2 separate regions of the Homo sapiens genome follow, and region 2 is linked to region 1. The links are chromatin loops, found by intact Hi-C in ENCODE. Cell type or tissue: heart left ventricle. All regions are shown on one strand. Each heading gives the region's core, and the rest is flanking DNA. Links, peaks and the distances in the headings are about the cores only.

The links. Peaks named below come from ENCODE experiments on the same cell type or tissue, not always from the same donor. Only the 100,000 strongest peaks of a DNase experiment are listed, where the experiment ranks them.
Region 2: it touches region 1 in a loop (3-fold over the local background); 2 of 110 quality-filtered maps call a loop at or near these places.

What each region holds. Positions count from the first base shown.
Region 1 is chr18:43,238,416-43,250,853 of GRCh38, forward strand. No RefSeq gene overlaps it. Among named protein-coding and RNA genes, the nearest start is that of SYT4, 33 kb to the right of the region's middle. In heart left ventricle, for the core only: no CTCF peak of the experiment used is centred there; no DNase peak of the experiment used is centred there.
Region 2 is chr18:42,609,651-42,622,088 of GRCh38, forward strand. The region is part of intron 7 of LINC00907 (long intergenic non-protein coding RNA 907); the gene reads left to right. Among named protein-coding and RNA genes, the nearest start is that of LINC00907, 430 kb to the left of the region's middle. In heart left ventricle, for the core only: no CTCF peak of the experiment used is centred there; no DNase peak of the experiment used is centred there; H3K27ac peaks cover 1,011 bases.

The sequences.
Region 1 (12,438 bases), core at 2,478-10,477:
TATGCTTGTGTTTTAAAGTTTACCTAGGATCCCAGAGCACTTTGGTCTGTGGTAGCAAGGCTTGCTGAGAAACCCAATTTTCAACTACTAGGAGGGGTGATTCCCCTCTGGCTAGGGCTTATTCAAATACTCCTTTCACACATGGGTATTGGCTGAGCCCTACACGACTTTGCTCTCTGCTACGACAAGGCAGTGCCAAATTCAGTACAAAGTCCTCCAGTCACTGTGTTGCCCCTCTCCAAAGTGCAGAGAATTTCCACACCACAAGGCTACTGCCAGGGAATAAGGGAGGCATGACATTGGTGATTCAAGTCTGTCTCTCTGACCCTATTCAATTCCTCTGTTAACAATATGAAGATAAAACCAGATACTGTGATTACTCACCTAATTTTTGGTTCTTGTGGTATTTTTTGAGTGCAGATAGTTGTTAAAATTTGATATTCCTGTGGGGGTGGCGGGGAACAAATGGCGTAGTCTTCTATTCTGCATTTTGCCCCACCCTTCTCATTTTTATTTTAATTTATGATATTGCTTTAGAAACCTTGGTGTTTCATAAATATCTTATTAAGACTTTCACTGTTCTACTCTTCTCATTTGCAAGATATTGAGGTAAACTTTATTTCCAATGCTAATGACTGACATGTAAATTGGGTTGACATTTTGGATAGAAGGAACCTAGATTTATCTCAAATATACTCGTTGTGATTAGCAATTTTCCATAACAGGGACAGCCTCAAAACAACAGCAACAAAAAGCTTATTGCATACTGTCAAAGCTCTAAGGGGAAAAGAACCTTGAGAAAGTCTCATTAAATTCATTCCACTGGTTTTAAGATAATAAATAAAAAATAATGAGAAGGAGCCTTTTCAAATAACTTGTAGTTATTATAGGATTATTCAGCAAAATAACATGGTACCCAATCTAAATGTACCTCATCTATCTAGGCTAAACTTTCCTATTGACATATATACACACATACATACAGACACACAGACACACATGCACACACACACACACACACACACACACACACATTCCCTTGGGAAAGGGGTAAAAAACTACACATGCTATCTTAAAATGTAGGTGATCCATGTTTTTCTATTTGTCCATTTGCAGAGAAGGGTGCTCTCTTTCTATCTGGTGGCTACCTAGACTGTTCATTGTGGTTATTTTGGTTGAATTAGCTCTCATCAGACCAATATGGTATCAATTCTTTTTAGTATGAGAGATTTTCACTTTTTGTGATTCAGGACAGCTTGCTCCATTGACTAATTATTTTTCTCTCTGTTCTTCAGTTAGGATAGGTTTTATTGATCTATCTTCAAAATTTGATGAAACTTACCTTTTGCATCTCCATTCTTATGTAACACTCATCCAATTCATTAATTTGTCAATGATTGACTATATTCAAAGTGTACAGTGTGATAATTTTATATTTGTATATATTGTGTAAGGATTACCACAATCAAATTAATTAATATATCCATTACCACTCATGCTAAACTTTAGATCCCAAGAATGTTATTTTCAGTTATTGTACTTTTCAGTTCTAAAATAATTCCTATTCTGCTGCTAGAATTTCTTCTTTTTCTTCATCAACATATTTTTCTTTCATCCTTGAGCATAGTTTTAATAGCTAACTTAAAACCCTTATCTGCTAATTCTAACATGTTGGTCATCTTAACTCAGGCCTTGGTTGTCTTTCTCTTGAAAATGGGTCATGTTTTCATGTTTTTTCATATGGTAAATGATGTTGGATTATATTCTCTAGTAAAGTGTAGTTGGAAGGGAGGAAATAGGAATGGAAGCAAGACTTCTCTGCCTATGCCTTTTAAATTTAGTTTTGAATTTTAATTATGTAAGTATTTTACATATTCAAAAATAGAAAAGGAATGAAACAAAGCTTAATATTAAATAAGAGAAATAAATTAACCTATATAGACTTATATGTATGTATATGTATGTGTGTATGTCCGTGTGTGTGTGTATATATGTCTGTGTGTGTATATATATATATAAAATATTAATGATAAAATCACTTGAAGTGACTTTTCAGCAGTCCTTGGAAGAATACCTTCAGAAATTCAAAGTAATTTTCATCAAATGTGGCAAAGTAATTTTAAACTTTCCTGAGCTTTATGGTTAATAATATTAATGAAATTTGAATTGTGAAACTATTTTGTGTATATTGCAGAATGAACCACATAAATAAATATATTCATGTTATTATGAAACCAAAGGGAAAGTACATTTTGTTATAATTTGATAAAAAGTATCTCTCTATATAATGTGTGTTTCAATAAAAAGTGTCTAGAAGCTGCAATATCACAGCAGCAGTGAGTATGTCCAGCATCCAGATGCTAGTTTCTTAAAAAATTTAACAACTCCTTGTAAAAGTGGTTTATTCTAAGTCCCAGGTAGGAAAAATATAAAATGAGCCTGGTAATACTGTGCTAAAAAGCAAGGAAGCATTCAAAGACTAATGGGGGTGTTTTAAAAGGAACACTGGAGCCATGTTGAAGGGGGTCTAGATTGCCAAATTTCTAAAAACTGGAGCATAATGAAGAATTATAACATTAATCAACTGTACCAATATGAATACATAAAAATTCATGAGACTATAGCATTACTCAAAAAAAGAGGATCAAGGGAAAACTCATTTACTGTCATTGGAGTAGTTCATTTTATCAAGTCCTCACTGTAACAATTGCGTTTTAAAAAAGAAACATGCACACACACACACACACAAACACACACACACACACACACACACACACCCCATAGGGTTTTTAAATTCTTACTTGCTGAAAAAAAGCCATTCTAATATAGAAATATGCCAGCAAATAAACATACAAATAGGGGTAAATTTTTTAAATTACATTTTACAGTTTCCAATAACATCATTAATTCAAATAAAGATCATCAATTTTTGCATTAACTATTAGGACTATTTTATATTATTCTATTTGGAGTCAAAGCATTATCTTGTAAATTAGTAGCTAATTTGAAAGAAAAAATATGTATCTTTATGGAAAGTTCTGACAATCATCACTTTAACCAAGTAAGCAATCTTAGAATACCTGATACGTACAGCAGGACAAGCTGACTTTACCTGTCTCATGATGCGATGCAATAGAAAGTATTTTGCATCAGTATGATTCATTCTTGCTAAAAATATTGATCTAATCGAATCAAAAATTTAGGCCCATTTTTTATACTAAATACAGAGGAAAAAAAAAGTTGAAGGATAGCTAAAGGAAACAGATAAATTGACAATAGTAGGACACCCTGCAATACAATTGTTCTCCTTAGAAAGTCAATTTCGTAAAATACAAAAAATGTAAAGAATCTGTTTCCAATTAAAAAGACTAAAAAGGTCTAACAATAAAATATATGAGTAAAACTTGATGACATTCTCGTTCACAAAAACAAAACCAAAAATAAAATATATGGCAAAGTAAATATGGATGGATTATTGGATATTAGCAAATTATTAAAGTTCTCTGATATGATGGTAGTGTTACTGTTATGCTTGTTCTTATTTTTATGAGATGCATGCTGGAGTATTTAGAGGTGATGTATCACAATACCTGCATCTGACTTCCAGATACATCCATGCGTCAGTAAATAAACAAATAGAAATAGGATACATTTAGCCAAACTTTGATTGTTATTAGCTCTTGGTAGTGGGCATATGGGCATTCATTGTATTATTTTTTTAACTTTTTTATATTTGAAAGTTTTCTTACTATATTGGAAAGTGAGAAAGTTATAAATATCTGTGGGATTTTGAAATTTCTTAATACTGTATAAATGTGGTTTCCTCATACCACATTACTTTATAACAGATAACTTCACTGTTACATGTTTTTCTCATTCACTGTACCCTGTAGTTTCTCCTGTCAGCTTATCTCCTCTTATGTCTCTAAACACACTTATAAATCAATGAAATTAATCACTATTGTTAATACACATTATATGCACATCTTTGCTGTTATCTGTCTGCTTTTCATAGACATTTTCTCTTCCAGATTATTAAAATTCTGTCTATTTCAAGCAAAGCGTTTCATAAAGTCTTTTCAAATTCCTTAGCCAGATGTTCATTTCTCCTCCTTGAATTCCATTACAATTTTTGCTTTTAATTCTCATTGTAGCTTAAATAGCATTATTGTCGTATGTTTGTGCATTTTCCCGGCCTTTTCACATCTTCTACTTTGTTGTATGCTCCTAGCTCCTAGAGTGCTGTACACTAACTAATTATAATCAATTCATTATTTCAATTATAGTATTTATTGTCTGACACTGTGCTAGAATGTGAACGTGCAAAGATGAATAAAAAGTTTTATAGAGTAGATATTGTTGAGAGCTCCATGAGCTTATATATATTTAATTAAGACAAACTTGAAAAAGGGGTTTCTTTTCTTTTTTTCTTTCTCATTTTCTTTTATTTTTCTTTTGTTGTTGTTGTTGTTGTTTCTGAATTTACTAAGTTTAAAGCGACTAGTACGCTGTCATTATCTGCCCTAAAAGGCAGGATTAGATAACATTTTAGATAACATTTTTTCTCTTACTCTCATATTGTCTTATGTAAACAGGTTTGTACTCAGAAATTACTGTTTTTAGTATTCATCTTGTCAGCTTCTTACTTGTTTCTTAGCTACTTGGAGCCCAAAGTATGGAAAAGAAAAACCTACTAGAATATCTACTTTATCTGTTCAAGGGTTCTTACCAGAAAATATTTTCGAGTGCTTTGACCTACTCTACTGTAAATGACCTTAGTGATAACAGTTTTAGATTGCCTATTTACTACCACAGTCTGGCCTCTATATCACAGGCAGTTTTTTTTTTTTTTTTTTTTTTTTTTTTTTGAGATGGAGTCTTACTCTTGTCGCCCATGCTGGAGTGCAATGGTTCAGTCTCAGTTCACTGCAACCTCCGACTCCTGGGTTCACCTGATTCTCATGCCTCAGCCTCCCAAGTAGCTGGGATTACAGGTGACCACCACCACACTGGCTAATTTTTTTATATTTTTAGTAGGGACAGGGTTTCACTATGTTGCCCAGGCTTGTCTCAAACTCCTGACTTCAGGTGGTCTGCCCACCTCAGCCTCCCAAAGTGCTGGGATTAAAGGTGTGAGCCATGGCACCTGGTCCCCAGCCAATTTTTACCCCATTCACTATTTCATCAAGGCTGTGTACATGTGAGACTTAATTTCACTTTTTTATATAGTACTGTATCAAACGTTTTATTAAATTCCAACTCAACTCTCCTACTCTTCTGTATCTGACATTTATTGTCACTTTTTCTGGAAAATCTGTCTACTTATTTGGAATAAATAACTGATCCAAAAACCCATAGTCAAATTTTATGACTTGGGTACTTCTGGAGCTTGAATATTATCACTAAATTCAGACATTGGATTTGCTGTACATCCCCAGAAATTTCTCAAAAAATAATAATTTCTAAATTAATTTAGAGTTTAAATTAATTTGGAAGAACTTAGAAAATATTCTGCCACCTTTACTTTTGCAATTCTATTAGTGCAATGGTTGACTTGTATATCCATCCATCACTATCAATGCAAGAGCTGAGTGAATTTCTAGTCATCATCTCAAATTTTGTGAGGTAGGTACCATGTTTTTCTTTGCTTTTATAAAGAAAATGCATTGCCTCTTGGATTCATATACAGGCTCAGAATGCTTCAAAATGTGTGAAACCTTGAAGTAATGATGCCATATCAAATGAACAGAAAATGAAGTGGAAAGAAGCTATCGCCTTGTGAATTTAAACACATTTTTCCTTTTTAATTTTATTTTTATAATATTTTAAATAGTGACTGTGAATCAGTCACTTAATCTCCCTGTCTCAATGTTATTCAGTGATAACTTTCTATAGTCTGTTTTTATATATTAGTTATCAAGATAATTTAAACTTAATTGGCTTCAGTATGAAGTTATCTTTTTTTTTCTTTTATAAAATTTAAAACATCCTTTAAAAAGAGTTTAATTCTCCAAGCTATGGAGCTGGGAGGAGCAATCATAAACTCGTAGATGAATTTCTGTTTAGGCCTTTCATATTATGGGTGTAAGTGTAGTAACTAATTAATTTTACCTTTCATAAGATCTTCTTCCAAAATTTGAAAAGGAATAACTTTTCTCTTCTTTACCTCTGAGGGGAAAATGTTCTGTTTGTACATCCAAACATTTAGGAAGCAGAATGATTAAACAAATATCGACAGACCCAGGATTTTCCAGCATGTGAAGATTTATGAGTACTACTAACACTGCTAGCAACAAGCAGGGAAACCATACTGAAGTGGTTTCCCGGATATGTCCTTGTTTTCTGGTTCTTTTTTGTTTTTTTTTCTATAACATTGGAGACTTGTAGCTGGTTGGATATATCTGTGTCTGTTCAATCTGAAAATTCTACCTTGGCAGATTGACTGATTTCCTAATGCTAAAGAATGAGAATAGATGTTATTATAGCACAAGAAAGGGATTATCATAAATTAATCAAGTAGCTCCTCTGCACAATTTCCTTAAGTATCTGCCACATGCTCAAAACAAAATTAGAGTAAATTACAGATCAGCACATAAAGAGGCTTGAGATATAACCAGACATTCAAGATACACCCATAATAGATAGGTTAACTATGCAATATATAAACATAACTACATATTTATTTATGTGCTTTATGTTATAAATAAAGAATGGATCCAAAGAAGTGGAAGAATAACAAGAGCTTCAAGAGCTTTAAGAGCTAGTAGTGGGTGGCTTCATAGAAATGTTGCCTCTTGATCTGACATTAAAGGGCCATGTATAATATGAAAAGAGAGAAGGCCAACTGTAGAGAGTACTGGGCAGGATACAAAAACAAACAAAACAAACAAACATCTTGTGTAAAAAGTAAGATATAAGTGTCATCAAGTAATAACAGTGTGAGAATTATATGTGATTACAGACATAAAACCAAGCTGTCTACACGCAGTCTCTTTCTCACATTGTATAGCCTTGCATTGTTCTTACTTCTGGTCATAACAATGCGAAGAAGCAAACAAACAAACAAACAAACAAATAAACAAACAAAAAATCTCCCCCACTGCCCATCTCCATCCTAGTTACTCATTTTTATTTTTTACCCAATCTGTTTTATCCTATAAACTACTGCTAATTAGTTTGTCTAAGCACTGCTTAGATTCTGTCAGCGCCCCTTCTCAAACTCTTAAATACTTTCATTGCCTATGGTATGATGTCCACAAATCTTATTCTAGTATTCAAAATCCTCAGTGATTTATCTCTAACTTGGCTCTCCCGGAATATTTCCTACTTCTCCCTAACTGTTTCCTAACCTCCAACTCAATCTGTTGACTTTGCTTAGAGTGCCTCTCCTATCTTCCAGTCATCAAAATTCCTCCAGAGATTCAAGGTGCACTCTGGTTTTTATCTATTCTGCTCTTTGGATGTTCCCCAAAGGAAATGATGGCTCACTTTTTAATATGCCTATGTTTATTTATTGCATTCCACTAGTCTTTAAACATGTATTTTAAACTCTAGTTAATTTTGATATCTTAACTTACTCTTTAGTTCAGGTAGAAACTATACATTACCAGTAGTCCGGGACTAAAGATTTAGTTTGTGCTTAACAAATGGAAGTGAACTGAACTAAATCAAATTGAATATACCATGCATGAGGAAATGTCTTGGCCTGTAGGATCCACATACGTGCAAAGGGAAATTGCAAAGACAATTGCTCATTTAATAGAAGTATTGTTCTTAATCTCAACAATGGTTTGAAAACTTACTTTAGCATATCATCTGGTGTGTTTCCAACAGAATAGCATGAAAGGACATTATTGTCTTATTTTACTGTTGAGAAAACTGAAACTCAGAGTGGTTATGTGCTTTGTTGAAACTGTCACAATTAGGGAATTCCCAATCTAAGCTTCCAAATCAATGTCTTCTCGTTTTAAGACTTGGGTTCATTCTAATAGACAACTGTGAAATATTCTTATCAAGTCATGTTAACTAGGGAATTCATGTACGTATCAATGACTGTAATTTTTTTTAATCTCTCCACATCTCACATGATCCAGTAAATTAGGCCATGTATTTAACAAATATTTATTAGTACTCCTCCCCAGCACACATACACACATACAAGCAAGCTTAGATAGACACTGGTATGCTCAAGAAGGCCTGAGCTCCACACTCCACATGGAGTTCTCTATGATTCTGGCGTATGGGGAGGGTAGTGGCAAATGCACTAGTTATCCAGTTGCTTCTCAAAACATCCAGGAATTAGATTTTTGTTGTTGGTTTTAAGTTTCTCTACAAATATTTGAGGTCACATTAAACATAATCTTTTTTTACATGAAAATGTACCTAATGGGTTTAAATTACACAAATTCAATGGCAGGGTTTGACTGAAAAATAAGTAATCAATGAATGAAAATTTAACACAAAGCCAGAGAGCCTTCATTGAGGTCAAAATAGAAACCAGACCTGAAGTCTGTATGTTAGGCATACCACAATTATAGTGTCTCTTTTGACATTATGGATATTGATGAACCCTCACAGGTCAGGAACTCAACCTTGGAAAATTGCTTATTCAAATGATGTACAATCTTGAAGTTGCTGAGTGAGCCATAGCTCAGCCTCTCTGTGAATATTCCCAGGGCTTCTCAGGCTGTTCTCAGATGGAAAAGTTGGCAGAAATGCTCAGCTTGCAGTACCCTACATTCCATTTGGATCAATTCCTAGATGGAAACAGGACCTAAATTATGTTGAATCATCTAAACATTTGGGGAGTGGGAGCAGTTGTGGCAATCGCCTCTAAATATATAAGGTGAAGGGAAATGATTTCATAATTTAATTTACTTGCTCCATTTCTTATGTTTACATGCTTAATGTGTTTTTATCCACAGTTGAGGATCCATGACTTTTAGTCCAAGGTTTTTTTTTTTTTTTTTTTTTTTTATTTACCAGTATCAGTACTAAGCTGTTGGTAGCAGTAAGCAAGTAAATACAGGATGGACTAGACATGGATTTATGGCTGTGAGACAGTGTACTCAAGGATTTCCAAGGAGAATTAATAAAGCAAGAATGTGTGTGCAGATAACATAACTGCTGCATGAGGTAAAAATTAGGTGAAAGCTTAAAAGTTTCTATTCAGAATAGAATAAAGGAAAATGGCAGATCCCACGTTGGTACTTAAGAAGGGCCAAAACACTATGATACAGAGTGTGAATAGATAGAAATGCTGAGGTTGAGTCAAAAGAAACAAAATGTAATGAAGACATGAGACAAAATTCATTGTCTATGAATTTTAAAAGACTTTTGCTTCCCACATATGATGAGGAAAAAATATTAAACACAGGAAAAGAAAATCAGATAGGAAGACTTGTTTAAATACTACTGAACCCAGGTTGTTTTTTATGGATAGGCCCATATAAAAGCATAGCAATGGCAGGAAAAGATGACCCCAACCATATTTTATCTATTCTTAACCTTGATGTTAAACACCTTTGCAGTGTGAGAAAAAAGTGACAGGAGAGTTTATGACTATGCCGTGTTCTCCAAAGAAACCCAGCCTTGCAGAGCCAGGCCTGTGAGTGCAGTATAGTAGAGGGAAGATTCAAATCCTGAACATCTGTGTTTTACCAAGCACTTTACATATACTGTTTCATGAAAGCCTGCAAGGTAGTTATGCATTGCACAAGATGAGGAAACCAAGTTGCAGAATAACTTGCTCAATGTCACCTAACCAATAATGGAGAATGATGAAGTTAAAATCATGATGTGTCTGTTGGCAAAGTTTGTACATTTTCTAGCCATGCTAAGCTGCCTCTTGGTTGGTAAGATTCCTAGTTAAATGAATAGAGGTCATTTTCTGAAGTTAATGAGAACTTGGAGTAAAGAAAAAGAATAAAATATTATGACAGAAAGGATGCTTACATAAAATAAGGGAGCTGTCTACACAGCAAGATTAACTCATCAAAGTATAATAATAACGAACAAGAAAAAGGTTTGAGAGAGCTGTGAGGCTGCTAATGATGAAAAGTGTGACTGCAGTTATTAATAAAATAAAAAATTTACTCTGAAATTCCTAGATATAACATCTTCTCAACAAATATAACCAGAAAAACATGCCCAAACACTTGAAGAACTGTAACATCAATTTCTTCCCTTATCACAATTAAATGTTTACTAGTTCATTCTTTTCCATATTCTTTAGTATTCTCAGAGAATTATGCATACTTTTTTACTCTCTGGAATACATTTCAGTGAAACATGTAAAATTTGAATAGCCTGTTATCTGATCTGGAAATAAATGTGCTTGCTAAATACTTCCTGAGCTTTGTTGCCAGTTGGACTTTCAACTCATGATTCCAACATTTCCAGGTTTTCCTTTCTACACTATCTTGTACAAATGAATTGTGCTGAATTTGTGGTTTATAAATGGTATTTGATTTCTTCACTCATGTTTCACCCTTTACAAAAATTCATAGCATCCTAAAGTTAGTTTGAAGGGAACACATTTAGTAGAGTTAAAGGAAGGCAACTCTGCAAAAGGGAACACAGGTAGAAAACTTGAAAAGACTAAAGGTGTGAGTATAATGGTTCCAAAAAGGAGACCTTAGATGAACAGAGTTGCTAAACACAATGTTAGAATTTAATGCTGGGAGAAGAGCAGAGTGAAAAAAATCACAGAACTGGTCATCACCTCTAATGTACTAGGCTTCCAACCAATTATATGACATTGAGAAAGTCTTCCTACCTCTTAAATGGCTGTTTTAAGGCTTAGGGAATAATATTCGCAAACAAGCAAGTCACAGATTTTAGTAGCTTCAACAACAGTGGATTAGCTGGGAGCTCATCTTCGTATCATGGGAGTGAGGGTGACAGAGCAACAATTCTATCTGAAACATTTCCAAACACCAACATAATACAGGAAAAAAAGAATCTGGAAACACATTCTTGGCTCTCAAAACTTCCACATAAAATGACAACATTACTTTTCTATACTCAAACAAATCATCTGCCTCATCCACCTTCCTTCAGGTGAGGTGAAGTGTGATCTTTTATGTTGCTAGAGTAGAAAAAGCTTGGGATTTTGGATAGTCCTGCTAATATAAAGTTTATTTTGTAACATCCTGTGAAACATACTGCTGGGAATGTACACATAAGAGTGAAGAGGCGATGCTGTGCATGAGTACTTTCTTGTTCAAAAAGAGTCCCTGCAACAGCTACTGTCACTGCCAGAAGTAGTGTTATCTCTTGGAGGCCTCCAAAATATATTGGTTTTAACTTAATCAATCCCTCCTGATGCTAGGAAGGTAGCACAGACCAGCCAATAAAATTGAATAATTCAGATTACAGAATTAACTCGTTAATGTCCATTTGTATCACTCCATGAAACAAAGCTCGGTCATAAAAAGACATAGGAAAAATATTTTTTTTTCATAAGAGAGAGGGAAAGTTTTCCAGCACGAGCAGCCAATGTCCGGGGATGCAATGCCTTTCCAAGTGACGGAAGGCAGTGAAAGGGTAACCCTAAAGCACTGAGTTTGACGAAAGAAGGATAAGGTGGAATGGTTTCTTGAATGAATTATCTTTTTCTTCTTTTTTAACAATATCTTAAGGCATAATTGATATGCAAAGAACTGCACATATTTAAGGTTACAATTTCATGAGTTTGAACACATGCAAACAATTGTGTGATACCATTACCACAATCAAGGTTATAGACATGTCCAACGTCTTCCAAAGTTTCCTTTTGTTCCTTTGTTTTTATTTCACTTTTTTATCTTGTTTAGTGATAAGAACACTTAACATGAAATCTACCTTCTTAACAAATTTTGAAGTGCACATTACCATACTGTTCACTAGAGGCACTATGTTGTACAGCAGATCTCTAGAACTTCTTCATCCAGCATAGCTGAAATTCTATTCATTGAACAACAACTCCACACTTCCTCCTCCCACCAGCCTCTGGCAACCACCATTGTACCTCTGTATCCATGAGTTTGACTATTATAGGTACTTCATATAAGTGGAATCATGCAGTATTTGTCGTTTAGCGACTACCTTATTTCAAATAGCATAATGTCCTCCAGGTTCACCCATGTTGCTGAAAATAGTAGGATTTTCTTCTTTAGAAAAATACTCAATATTATTAGTAGCATTAGTAATCACGATAATAATTATAATCCTATATGTGGAAATGTTATGCATTTATATTCATTATCCCATCAGGTCTTGTTAAAAAAAAAAAAAAACTGTGTAAAACAGAACAAGTTACTTTCTTGAAAATTCTTAGAAATTTTACGTTACATGCTCATATGATTAACATATGTTATAGCCCCAAGAAGCAATACACTTCATTTAGACAGAAAATAAAGAACTAAAACATGTACTTTAGCAAAGAGAGAATGGAAG
Region 2 (12,438 bases), core at 1,700-9,699, 630 kb before region 1:
AAGTCACTTTCACTGTGTAAAGTAACATTGTCAGGTTTCAGGGATTATGGTATCTGTGGAGAAACATCCTCGTGGGCCATTCTTCAGTCTACCACAGACTTCCATTGAAATTACTTCATATTATAGCAGAAAATACTAACTGAGAAAGAAAATGGATGGTGCCTCTGTTGGAAAGAGGTGAAGTGTGAGAAAGTGTATTCAGAACTGGAAGTAGAGGAGTGGATAATTCAGAATGGATTGTGAGAGTGTGTGTTTGGCCTCCTGTTTATCTCACAGGCACTATTTGTTGCTACCACTGAGGTTGTACAATATTGAGCCTACATATACATATGTGGATCCCTGGGAATACCCTGAAGGCATGAGCTCAGGCCATCTGAATAGGTTTATTCAAGGAACTACATAATGTCTCTATTTGGCAACAGGAGCTACCTCCTTTGCAGTCACAATGGAATCCACCAAGTCACAGGGCCATCTTTAGCACCTGGCATGCTGCTCCTCATCTCTGTATCCAGGAGTTAGAATAATTTTAAGATCTAGAATTTCCATTTAAATGGTCATTCACTCTGTCTTCTGGACGCAATTTTTTTTTTTTTTTTTTTTTTTTTTTTTTTTGCCGGGCTACAGTCTAATTCATTCTCGAAGTGCAGCGCATCATGACTTACAATCTAATTCGTAAGCAAAGTACATCCACATGCATTTTTTTTTTTTTTAAGATGGAGTCTCACTCTGTCGCCAGGCTGGAGTGCAGTGGCATGGTCTTGGCTCGCTGTAATCTCCACCTCCTTGGGTTCAAGCAGTTCTCCTGCCTCAGCCTCCTGAGTAGCTGGGATTATAGGCACGTACCACCACACCCAGCTAATTTTTGTATTTTTAGGAGAGATGGGGTTTTACCACATTGGCCGGTATGGTCTCTATCTCCTGACCCTGTGATCTGCCCGCCTCAGCCTCCCAAAGTGCCGGGATTACAAGCGTGAGCCACAGCAGCGACCATGCATTTTTAATCATCCAGAGCCAGTGACCTATCCTCATTTTTCCATACATGGTATATCAGCCGATGGCACCTAAACTGCCACATGCTAGTCCTATGATTTCTTATTGATCACTGCTTTCCCATTCCCAGGACTCTAAAAAGTTATAAGTTCTTCAAGTGCAAATGTTTTCACATTATCTTTTTATGTCTTTTAAGCTACTGACAACCACCTCATAACACCAAGCTGAATGTCATTCCACATCTTTGTATTTCAAATGAGCACCACTGTGAACAGAAACCCAATCTAGGACTTATGTACAAGTTCTGCTGTGTTTATACATTGCTGTGGGACCTTTGATAAATCATTTTCCAACTTCGAGTTTCAATTACATTATCTGAAAATCCCCCATTATACCTACTGTCCAGGGTTAAGGTTAGGGTCAGGGAAGGCCATGGTTGAAAAGGCATTTTGAAAGGTAATACTAGTGTAGGGTATTATTATCACAGAAATTATCACCTTTAATTAGGCTATATAAATCTTATAAAATACTTCTGTGTTAGTCCATTCTTATGCTGCCATGAAGATATACTGGAGACTGGATAATTTATTAAAAAAAAGAGGTTTAATTGACTCACAGATCTGCAGGGCTGGAGAGGCATCAGGAAATGCACAATCATGGCAAAAGGAGAAGCAAACATGTATTTCTTCACATGGTGGCAGGAGGGAGAAGTGCAAGCAGGGGAAATGCCGGAAGCTTATAAAACCATCAGTTCTCCTGATACCTCACTATCATGAGAACAGCATGGAGGAAATTATCCTCATGATTCAATTACCTCCCACTGGGTCCTTCCCATGACACATAGGTATTATGGGAACTACAATTCAAGATGAGATTTGGGTGGGGACATAGCCAAACCATATCAACTTCTTTAAGTTAAATCAAAATACTATAGCTTTTTATGAGTATTGATAAATGAATAGAATTGTTGAGTAGGAAAGGATCATAGGTATTATATGGTCGATATCCCTGAAAAAATAAGATAGTTTCAGTATGGTCACAGTCTAGTTAACGGTGAATCTGGAAATGAAGTCCAGATCTTCTTAGTTTAAAGCAGTGGTATTCCACCACTCCATAATACTTATAATAAAGGTATGAAGACTTCTTTATTTGTTATTCCTACACTCACGTGATTAATGCTTTATCTTTGCTAAGTTTATAAAATAAAAAAATCTGTTTCATGGTACTCTTAAGTATTTACACAGTTATTAAGGTTTTCTTATTATTTTATTTTCAAGGCCAAATTACTATTTTGCTTTGCCTTAGCAAATTGCCATTTATAAGAATGTCTGCTTCAAAATCAGAATGTTGTTGTTGTCGTCAGTTTGCAATATGTGCCGACGAGAATCTTGCAAATATAGACTGTGTTACTTTTTGTTGGCTTTTATTTTTTATTTTATTCATTTAGGTTTTTTTGTTTGTTTTTCAACTTTTATTTTAGGTTCAAAAGTTACATGTGCAGGTTTGTTATATAGGTAAATTGTGTGTCACTGGAGTTTGGTATACAAATGATTTCCTCACCCAGGTAGTGAGCATAGTATCCAATGGGTAGTTTTTCAGTCCTTACCCTCCTCCCACCCTCCACCCTCAAGTAGACCCCAGTGTCTATTGTTCCCCTTTTTTATCCATGTGTATTCAGTGTTTAGCTCCCACTTACAAGTGAGAACGCGTGGTATGTGGTTTTCTGTTCCTGAGTTAACTTTCCTAGGTTAATGGCCTCCAGCTGCATCCATGTTGCTGCTCCAGACATAATTTTATTCTTTTTTATGATTGTGTAGTATTTCATGGTGTGTATGTTTCACATTTCTTCATTCATTCCACCATTGATGGGCAACTAGGTTGATTCCACATCTTTGTTATTGTGAATAGTGCCGTGATGAACGTATGAGTGCATGTGTCTTTAGTATAGAATGATTTATATTCCTCTGGGTATACACCCAGTAATGGAATTGCTGAGTTGAATGATAGTTCTGTTTTAAATTCTCTGAGAAATCTCTAAACTACTTGCCACAGTGGCTAAACTAATTTACATTCCCACTAACAATGTAGAAGCATTCCTTTTTCTCTACAATCTTGCAAATATCTGTTATTTTCTGACTTTTTAATAATAGCCATTCTGACTGGTATGAGGTGGTATCTCATTGTGATTTTGATATACATTTCTCTACTGATTAGTGATGTTGAGAATTTTTCATATGCTTCTTAGCCACATGTACGTCTTCTTTTGAGAAGTTTATGTCCATCACCTATTCTTTAAATGGGGTTGGTTATTACTTGTTGATTTGTTTAAGTTCCTTATAGATTCTGGATATTAGACCTTTGTCAGATTCATAGTTTGCAAATATTTTTATGCTCATGGATGAGAAAAATCAATATTGTTAAAATGGCCATACTGCTCAAAGCAATTTACAGATTCAATGCCATATCTGTCAAACTACAAATGTCATTTTTCACAGAGCTAGAAAAACTATTTTAAAAGTCATGTGGAACCAAAAAAAGAGCCTGAATAACTAAAGCAATCCTAAGCAAAAAGAACAATGCTGGAGACATCACACTACCCGACTTCAAACTATATGACTAGGCTACAGTAATGGAAACAGCATAGTACTGGTACAAAAAGAGGCACATAGACCAATGAAACAGAGTAGAGAGCTCAGAAAGAACGTGACACATCTACAACCATCTGATGTTTCACAAAGTCAGCAAAAGTACACTATGGGAAAAGGACGCCTTATTCAATAAATGGTGCTTGGATAACTAGCTAGTAATATGCAGAAAATTGAAACTGGACTCCTTCTTTCCCAATATACAAAAACCAACTCAAGATAAATTAAAAACTTAAATGTAAGACTTAAAACTATAAAAACCCTAGAACAAAATCTAGGACATACCATTCTGCACATAGCCCTTGGCAAAGATTTCATGACAATGTCTCCAAAAGCAATTGCAACAAAAACAAGAATTGACAAATAGGACCTAATTAAACTAAAGAGCTCCTGCACACAAAAGAAACTATCAACAAAGTAAACAGACAGTCTACTGAATGGGCAAAAATATTTGGTTTTAGAAAGGATGAAACCAAATTGTTACTCTCAGGTGACTGATTATATACATAGAGAACACCAAATAATTTGGATATAAGACACCTCATTCTCTCAAAAAACAACATTTTTATATGTCAGAAAACAAAAGAATGTAGGGGAAATATTACTCTTAGCATAGAGAAAATAGCAATAAAAAATTGCAAGTGACAAGGAGAGCATAGTGCTTATGGTCATTATTGTAAAGGTATGAGTTCCCACCTGGAATATGATAGCAAGATAAGGGGACGGGCCTCAGCAGGCAGTGCAAACTGATCTCACTGCAGCTTAATACATAATGAGTGTCTTCACACCTCATTGATCTCATCTGAGGTCTGGTTGAAACAGTAAATTGTTCATTTTCATTGCTGACTAGAATTCCACTGGATGAATATGCATTGATGGAAGAATGGACAATAGGCTGTTTTGTTTTTGTGTTAACTCGGTTAATAGTTAGGATTGTGAGGACACAGGTAGGTGTATAATGCCCAAAATTTGAATCTGTCTCATCTCCTCTATTGCACAGAATACATAGCCTAGGTTGAATGATTTGTTTCTGGGTCTCCGTGGCTGCATCTCTTCAACTGAAGTCATGAAATCATGAATCACAGATTCTGAAATGTTGTTTAGAGACTTAGTTAATCAATTGGGGTAATACTTCAATCCATTTGTGTATCAACATACCTAGAAATTCCTACTTATCTACCTTAAAGACTATACATTTGAACTTATATTTGAACTAGTTAAAAGCATGAGTTCAGGTAAAAAGTCACATAATTACCAGTCTGGTTTTGCTCTAAGGCAAAATTTTGTTTCCCTGCCTTTGAAAAATTGCAGTGCCAGGGAAGTGCTAAGTTGTATTATTATGTCAGAAACATATTTGGGACTGGTGTATAAATTGTGATAATCCCAGAGTCTTTCAAGGAACTGAAGGGAATGAATAGATCTATTTTTTAATTGGTTTGGACAGCTGTCTACACAGCTGCATCCTGGCTATTTATCTTTGCCCAGTCACATGGTCCAGGACATCTGTCTGTGCTACTTTCCACCCATGAGAAAACTAATGAGGTCATCAGATACGCACTTTAGCCAGAGCTGGAAAGGATCAGCTAACACTGGGATGACTGCTGGCCTGGCTTTTCATGACATGGTAGGCACATGTTTTGTAAAATATCTCATTATTTTTAGAGTGGCAATTCCAGAACCTGTGACACAGGACACATCTTTTGTTTGGGGTGAGCACAACATTTGTTTCTCAGTTAATCTCAGATGCTGGCTAATGCCATGTGAAAAGCTAAATGTTGACAATAAAGCTACAGGCTCTCCCTCTACTCCTGTTACCTCTACTACTGGCCTTTCTCCCTAAGCCTTTCCTGTCCAAATCCTGTTCATTTTTAAATAACCAGTCAAAATGTAATCTCCATTGTTAAGCCTTATTCTCTCTCGAAGTTCACATTCTCTTCCTGCAGAGTTTCCATTGAGCTTTGTTTTTATCTTGATTGGTATTTGTGTTCTCCATGTCTACTTTTCTTATAAAAACAACTGAGATAATGCCATATTTATCTTTGTGTTTGGTATGTTACAGTACTGATGAGTAACAAGGTCTTGATCTTTGTTGAATTATTTTATATTTCTAGATGAGTTATGGGGAATCCACTAAAATTATTAAGGAGGTCTTTTTGTGAATATCCTGAATAAAAAGATAATTAGTGTTAGAGTATCCTTGGGCAGAAGTACACTAAATATTACTGTCTACAAAATAATTGTATAATTATTGTAAACCTAACAAGTGAATATAATCCTACTTTATTAACAACAGGGATAAATTGCAGACTTAGACCAGGAAATAGGCTGAAAAGGCAAAACTCCAAAGAATATTAATGCAGAATTACATATTCCTGGAGACAAGTTGCAATCCAAGCAGTGTTGCAAGGGCAAGATGTTATTGAAAGGTTTCCTGTAGGTGTGTTTCTCTATTCATTTGTGAGTTTATTTGGAAAAAAACTATTCTAATGGATCTTTTGGATCTGCACTGGTTCTCTGGAATGGAGTTGGTCTAGAAAATGAGAGACTAATATGCGTTTCATAATTCTATAAAAAGCTGTCATCACTGTAGCAGGGTGACAGGTCAGTGGACTCAGCTGTAGCATAACCTTGGAGTGGGCTAAAGAAAGTATAGTGAAGTAAGGGAGATTTACCACCTTACTGGAACTAAAAGAGGTTTGAGGACCTATATTCAGAGTGGAGGAAGAGATGGTCAAACATACTTCCATCTATCAAGGATAAATTACTCCCCCATCCCAACCTCTCATACATGCATAAAATATCAAATTATGTGGTGTTGAGCAGGAAGATAAGCAAGGAAAAGTCCAGGAGGAAACCTTTGGTAGGGAAAACCATGGCGAATAGACTTGGGAACTATATACACAGATGCCCAATTGGTTTCTTTTTCTTGCATTGTATTTCCCTTATTCCACCCTCAAAGCTTTAGAAAGTATTGCTAAAATTTCAGTCTTATGTTTGCTGTTTTGGGTAAAATAAAAAGTGGAGTATGTGGTTAAGTTTTCAGTCTGTTGTTTCCTGATCTGAGTAGATTAAAGGGAGGAGCTTAGAGTGAGGGGACAGGGGAGAGTCACAGCAATGTGGAGAAGGAAGGCAAGAGTGAGCCAACAAGGGAGGCCAAGCAGAGACACCAGAGACAGATAACCACACAAAAACTCTGTTATTTAGTAGGAGTTCTATCCTGCGGTAACTGGACATACAGTGGCGGGCAATGATAGTGACTGGATGTTAAAGGTAGAATAATCTGAAGGCTGGAGATGAACTCTGGGAACACTGAGTTCATTCACTTCTTTTCTCTTAAATAGCCAGGTCATAAGTAGGAAACATAAGACTAGCCAAGAAGGAACTAATATAACAGTATGAATTGTTGACTTCAAGAGGGCAGGTGACATCATAGTGTGTGTTACTTTGAGAATGACATGGAAATAGACTGGAGTATGGAGAAAAGGGGAAAATGGGAAATATCTTTCTTTCTGGTGGGTCAAGGATAGCATTGGGTGATCTGCATGTCAGTGAAAATGTTTCAGCCCTTTTTGTCACTACAACATGATGTGGGAAAACAAATAAACCAAAAAGCAATTTAAAAAACATCAAATATTTAGTCATATATGAGAAGATCATTTGTTTCTTTACTGCCTTGCTTTGAAGGATTTTATATTTTATTGTTTTAACTAAAGCAGCAGGATTCACTCAATTAGGTAGGAAATCTCTAATCACAGACTTCCTCCTGACTCCTATGGAAGCTAATAAGAAGATCATTTACTCCTTTATTGTCCTGTTTTTGGGGATTACATTTTTTATTGTTTGACCTAAAGCAGTTGGATTGGCTCAAATGGAAAATCTCCAACCACAGCCTTCTTCCTGGCTCCTATAGCTCATGTGTGACCTTTGCTGTTGCATTGTGGAGCTTCCAGCACAGGCCTTGGCTGGGGCTTGTGGGCACAGATGCTGTCCCCTGAAAGGGCTTAGAAACATAAAATGAAGGTGGGCCAAAATAAGAGGCTCCTGGCTCGGCACATATGATGAGCCGGATGGAGGTGGAAAATTAGACATAATTGCCTCCATGTCATCCAAACTAAATGCCATTTAAAAAACTGCATATGGATTTTGTTTCCCTTTTGATTGTTACGGTTTTTAGAGACATCTGTGAGCACTTGTGGATATGGAAAGCAGGATGCCAAGGGTATAGTTTTGTAAAGGTTTTATCTTTCAGAAGAGAAAGCACTGAGTTTGGAGTCTGGATTACCAAGGGCTTAAATGTTGGGTTAGAGTGCCATTTCTACTTAGGAAGTGTGTTACTGTTGGCCAATTGCCATAATTCTGAACTGCAGATTCCACACATGTAACATAAAATAGTAGTACATTTTATGAAACCAACCAGCCCTATTGCTCATGTTCTCATTATTAAAATACTTCAAGACCATCAGACACCTCCCTGCCTGCAGGACAAGGTCTGATGTCCAACACTGATTAAAGGGAACTCTCTGGTCCTCCATATCTCTCTCTAATCATATTTCTCATACTTCCACTCTGACCCTTCACAATGCTTCCTTCTCTCCAGCCATCCTTGCTACTTGCATCTGACACTATTGTGCCAACCTGTCTCCTGTCTCCTTGCTTTTGTTTTCAGTGCTCTCTGTGTCTAAAATGGTACTTTGCTTCCCTAGTGAATTAACCAACTGAGTTATCCCAGGTCCTTTTTGGAGCTTCAAATCTTAATTATTTTATGTAATTAGCCTCCCACCATTAAAAGAAATTCCAAATACAATTAAGCACCTCTCTTTTGAGTTCGTTGTAACTTAAAAGTTTTTACGTTCCTAGCATGTAACATAGAACTTAATATACATAAAATGCTTAATGCTTTTGTTGAATGGATGGGCCAGTGAATGGGAAATTAGAAGTCATGAGATTGTATATTCATGATGTGGAAAGAAGCTATACTGACCACCAGTTTATGTACCACCCTCACGCCCCAGCCTTCCACACTCGCTATAGTATTTCCATCAAGATTAGAGGTCCAGCACCATCAGGAATGCTCAGAGAAAATGTGAGGCTTGAGTCAGGCTTTGAAGGGTGGTATAGGTACAGGGGAGATTTGAGGGAGAACTAGCCAGTGATGACAGCATGAGTTCAGGTAAAAAGTCACATAATTACCAGTCTGGTTTTGCTCTAAGGCAAAATTTTGTTTTACTGACCGACAGCTTTAGCTACTTGGACGTGCCCATCAGAGTTCTGGCCTTGGATAAGGGGTGCAGAGTCTATCACTCACAAAACCCTATGTCACTCAAGCTCTTACCTTTTTCAAACAACCTCCATCTACTCTTCTCCATTGTGGGGAGGATCACTTCTGTTCCGAGCTAACTTCTCCAACACCTGCTTCTACAATCCCAGCTCACTGGTTTAAACTTTAAGGTACATAAAAGTATTTTCCTCTGCATGGGCTATGAACATAACAAAATTTTTCTCTCCTTTAATGGTGGGAGACTACAAGTCTGGCCAGAGGTAAGCACAACAATAGTAGGGGTGAGAACTAAATAATGTCTGCTACCTATGTATTTTCCCCTTGTCAGTGTATACATATGCATCCATGTCCTGCTCACTTTAGGGTTATGTGTTGCCTTCTATGCTTTTGCTGAATGGATGGGCCAATTAATGGGGAATGAGAAGTCATGGGGTCATATATTCATGATGTGGAAAGAAGCCATACTGATCACCAGTTTAAACACCACCCTTGGGTGCCAGCTTTCAACAGTCGCTACAGCATTTCCATGAAGATTAGAGGGCTAGCACCATCAAGAATGCTAATAGAAAATACTTCAAGGCCCTAGAAGGCATTGAAGAATTTGTTTCTAATTTAGAATTTAAAGGTCTGAATATTGTCCTTCCAAGGAAGGAAAGAAGGTTGGAGAGGAATAAGTGATAGAGAAAATGAATTTTTCATAAGAACAAAACAGAAATTGCAAATGCAATGTTCTTGTTACCTTTACACAAAGTTCAAATATATCTTTTTGAAATATAAATTGAAATGTTGCAAAACTCCTGGTGCATTTTTTTGGAACTCTAGATTTTAGATATTAAAACTTAAAATCCAGTTATTTATACCATCCCACCAAAGTGAACTCAGCACTTCAGAAACAGACCAATGACAGTGTAAAGCCCTTTCTGCCAGTTGACAATTCCATTTTCTAGGATTTGAAGCAAGTCTTCGTAAAAACTAAGACTATATTTCCACAAAGCCAAAAAAAAAAAAAAAGAAAAAAAAAAACTAGTCAAGGTAATTTCCAAAGAAGTCACTTAAGATATTTACCTAATGAATTAAAAAGGCAAATTTTGATGGATATATTTGAACCCCTCTATCAGCCATTTGTGTGTTATATGGACACATCCTTAGGAATTGCTATGCGTGTGAGTTAAAAATTATGCCTGTAGCACCAAATTATCAGATCAATATAACAGTGTTAGGATTCCTGACCTAAAAATGTAGCCAAACCAGAGAAACAAATGATGCATGAAGCTCAGTGAATTCTCCAAAGATCTGAAGTATTTGGAAGTATGACCTTGTGTGACCCAAGTCATACTGAATATCTCCTGAGGCAATGTACACTTCTTAGTTTTATTTCTGATATTTAGAAAAGAAGAACACAAATCCGTCTCTTCAAATGCAAAATTCAGTCATCTAAATAAGACAGACACTTCCATTACCAAAGTTTACTGTTCTGTTTAGTATGTTCAATGAAAAAATCTTGACTATATTTCAAATCACACTTGCTCTTACAGAAGTAAAGACTGACATGCTTCCATTCAGACTTGGGTTTGTTTTCACATGGTGAGAATACTTTGTTTTCCTTTTAAAAAAATAAAATGAAAAAAAAAAAAAAACAAACACGTGAGCTCCAATGAATGCACACAGCAATTTATTTTGGTTAGGTTCATTTGCTTGTCATTCTTTTTCCTTAAAATGAATGATGCCAGGGATTCAGACAACATATTTCAAGCTGTAACCAGGTTTTGCTATGTGCCTTTCGGTGGCCTAACATAGGCTATGTGCATACTTCAGTTTTAAGTAACTTGTTTCAGAGATGGAGTGCCAGCTCGAATATCATATGTTTCATAGCTATCTATTAGCCTGCTGTTGGTAGGTAACACAGATATTTTTGATTTTCTTGAAGAGTAAAAACTGGCTTTGTGCAAATACTAAAATCTAAGGCTACAAGCGTGTTTCACTGATCTTTTATTAGTAAAGCAGTTAGGTGTCAGAGGTCCCCAGTCATCCTCTGAGAGGGAATTAATTTAGAGGGGAAGAGGTCATTTTATAATTCTCTAAAGCTGAGTATTCCATAAAGAATGCGAATTGCTTTAAAGAGCTGATTGGAAATCTTCATGTCAGGGGTTTAAAAAAACTTAAAAACTAGAGTTTGGTAAGAGAAACTCTATGCCTGGTGAAATGTCGTCCTATTCATCTCAGCTACCACTAGGAGCCAGAGCTCTTATCTCTGAGTGGCTTCTGTGTTCTGTGTTCTTTTTTTTTTTTTTTTTTGTTTCCTTACTACTGTGTTTTAAAGTCTTAACATTGAATCTGATTGCCCAATAAAGCTCTGTGGGCTATCTGAGTTTTACTTCTGTGTTTAGTGGAAAAAGTACCAGGCTTGGAATCAGGACTGCAAAGCCATGTTTGACAGTTGTGTGATCTTGAGATATTGCTCAATTTTTAAAAATAGAGATGTCATAAGATTCAAATAAGCTAAAGCATATAAAAATGCAGCCTACAAAAGGGTAGAAAATATTTAACATCAATAATTTAGATCGCAACACCCCATGACAGAAAATGGGTAAAGTCCAACAAGGTGACACAGAAAGGAGGCATAGTCGGTGACTTCAGCAACGTGGGATGTGCTTTTTCAGGCAACCTTCAACTAAAAAGTTGCTCTTTCAATGCCAAAAGTCAAAGTTGTGAAAGTGCTTTTCAAAATATAGTCCACATCTAGTAGTATCTGGACTGGGTAGGATGGCTATCCTAAATGGATGTCAGCAGTACAACTATTTCTATCTACAGGAGTCACTTGTTATAAAAGGACATTTAACACCATACAGCTCCAAAAAAATGTACAATGAGGTTAGAATAAACATGAATGATTTCATTGAGTCATGAGCCAATGGTGTTAATCTACCCCCTAACCCTTCCCTAAAATAAATACCTGCTTTTATTAAGAAGAAATGTATTATGAATACTGAAGCATTGAAAATATGATTGAAGTTTTTCTTTCTTTTTTTAAATGATTCTTTTCAGCCAACAATCTTGTCATCTTTGCATTTCTTACATTGATTTGGCTTTTCTGGGAGAGGAGGTGTGCATTTGCTTCAGTGTAGGTGGAGCAATTTGCAGGTAGGGCTCCTCAAGATGGTTCATCACTTGGGCTACAGTGGGGCTGTTCCCTGTCTACCTTTGGGGTTTACCTGTACAACTGGGCAGCATCTCAGTGGTGATGGTATGTATTCTGTCATTTACTCAGAAATAAGTCTAAGAATGCTAAATTTCAGAGCTCAATACTGTAAGGATGAGGCTCAGCTGCATCAGACAACAAAAGACTGCTTTTGTGCCGGAGTGGAGCCAGGGAGTGGCCATTTTATGGTCAGGCTGCTCCAGTTGTCTTAACCACTGAATTGTGGCCAACTTGCAAATATAAGATGAATTGCTAGGAGCCTGATTTGCAAATAGTCAATTCAGTCAGCCATACAGACACAGGCGGTGTAAAATGGAGGTCAGTTA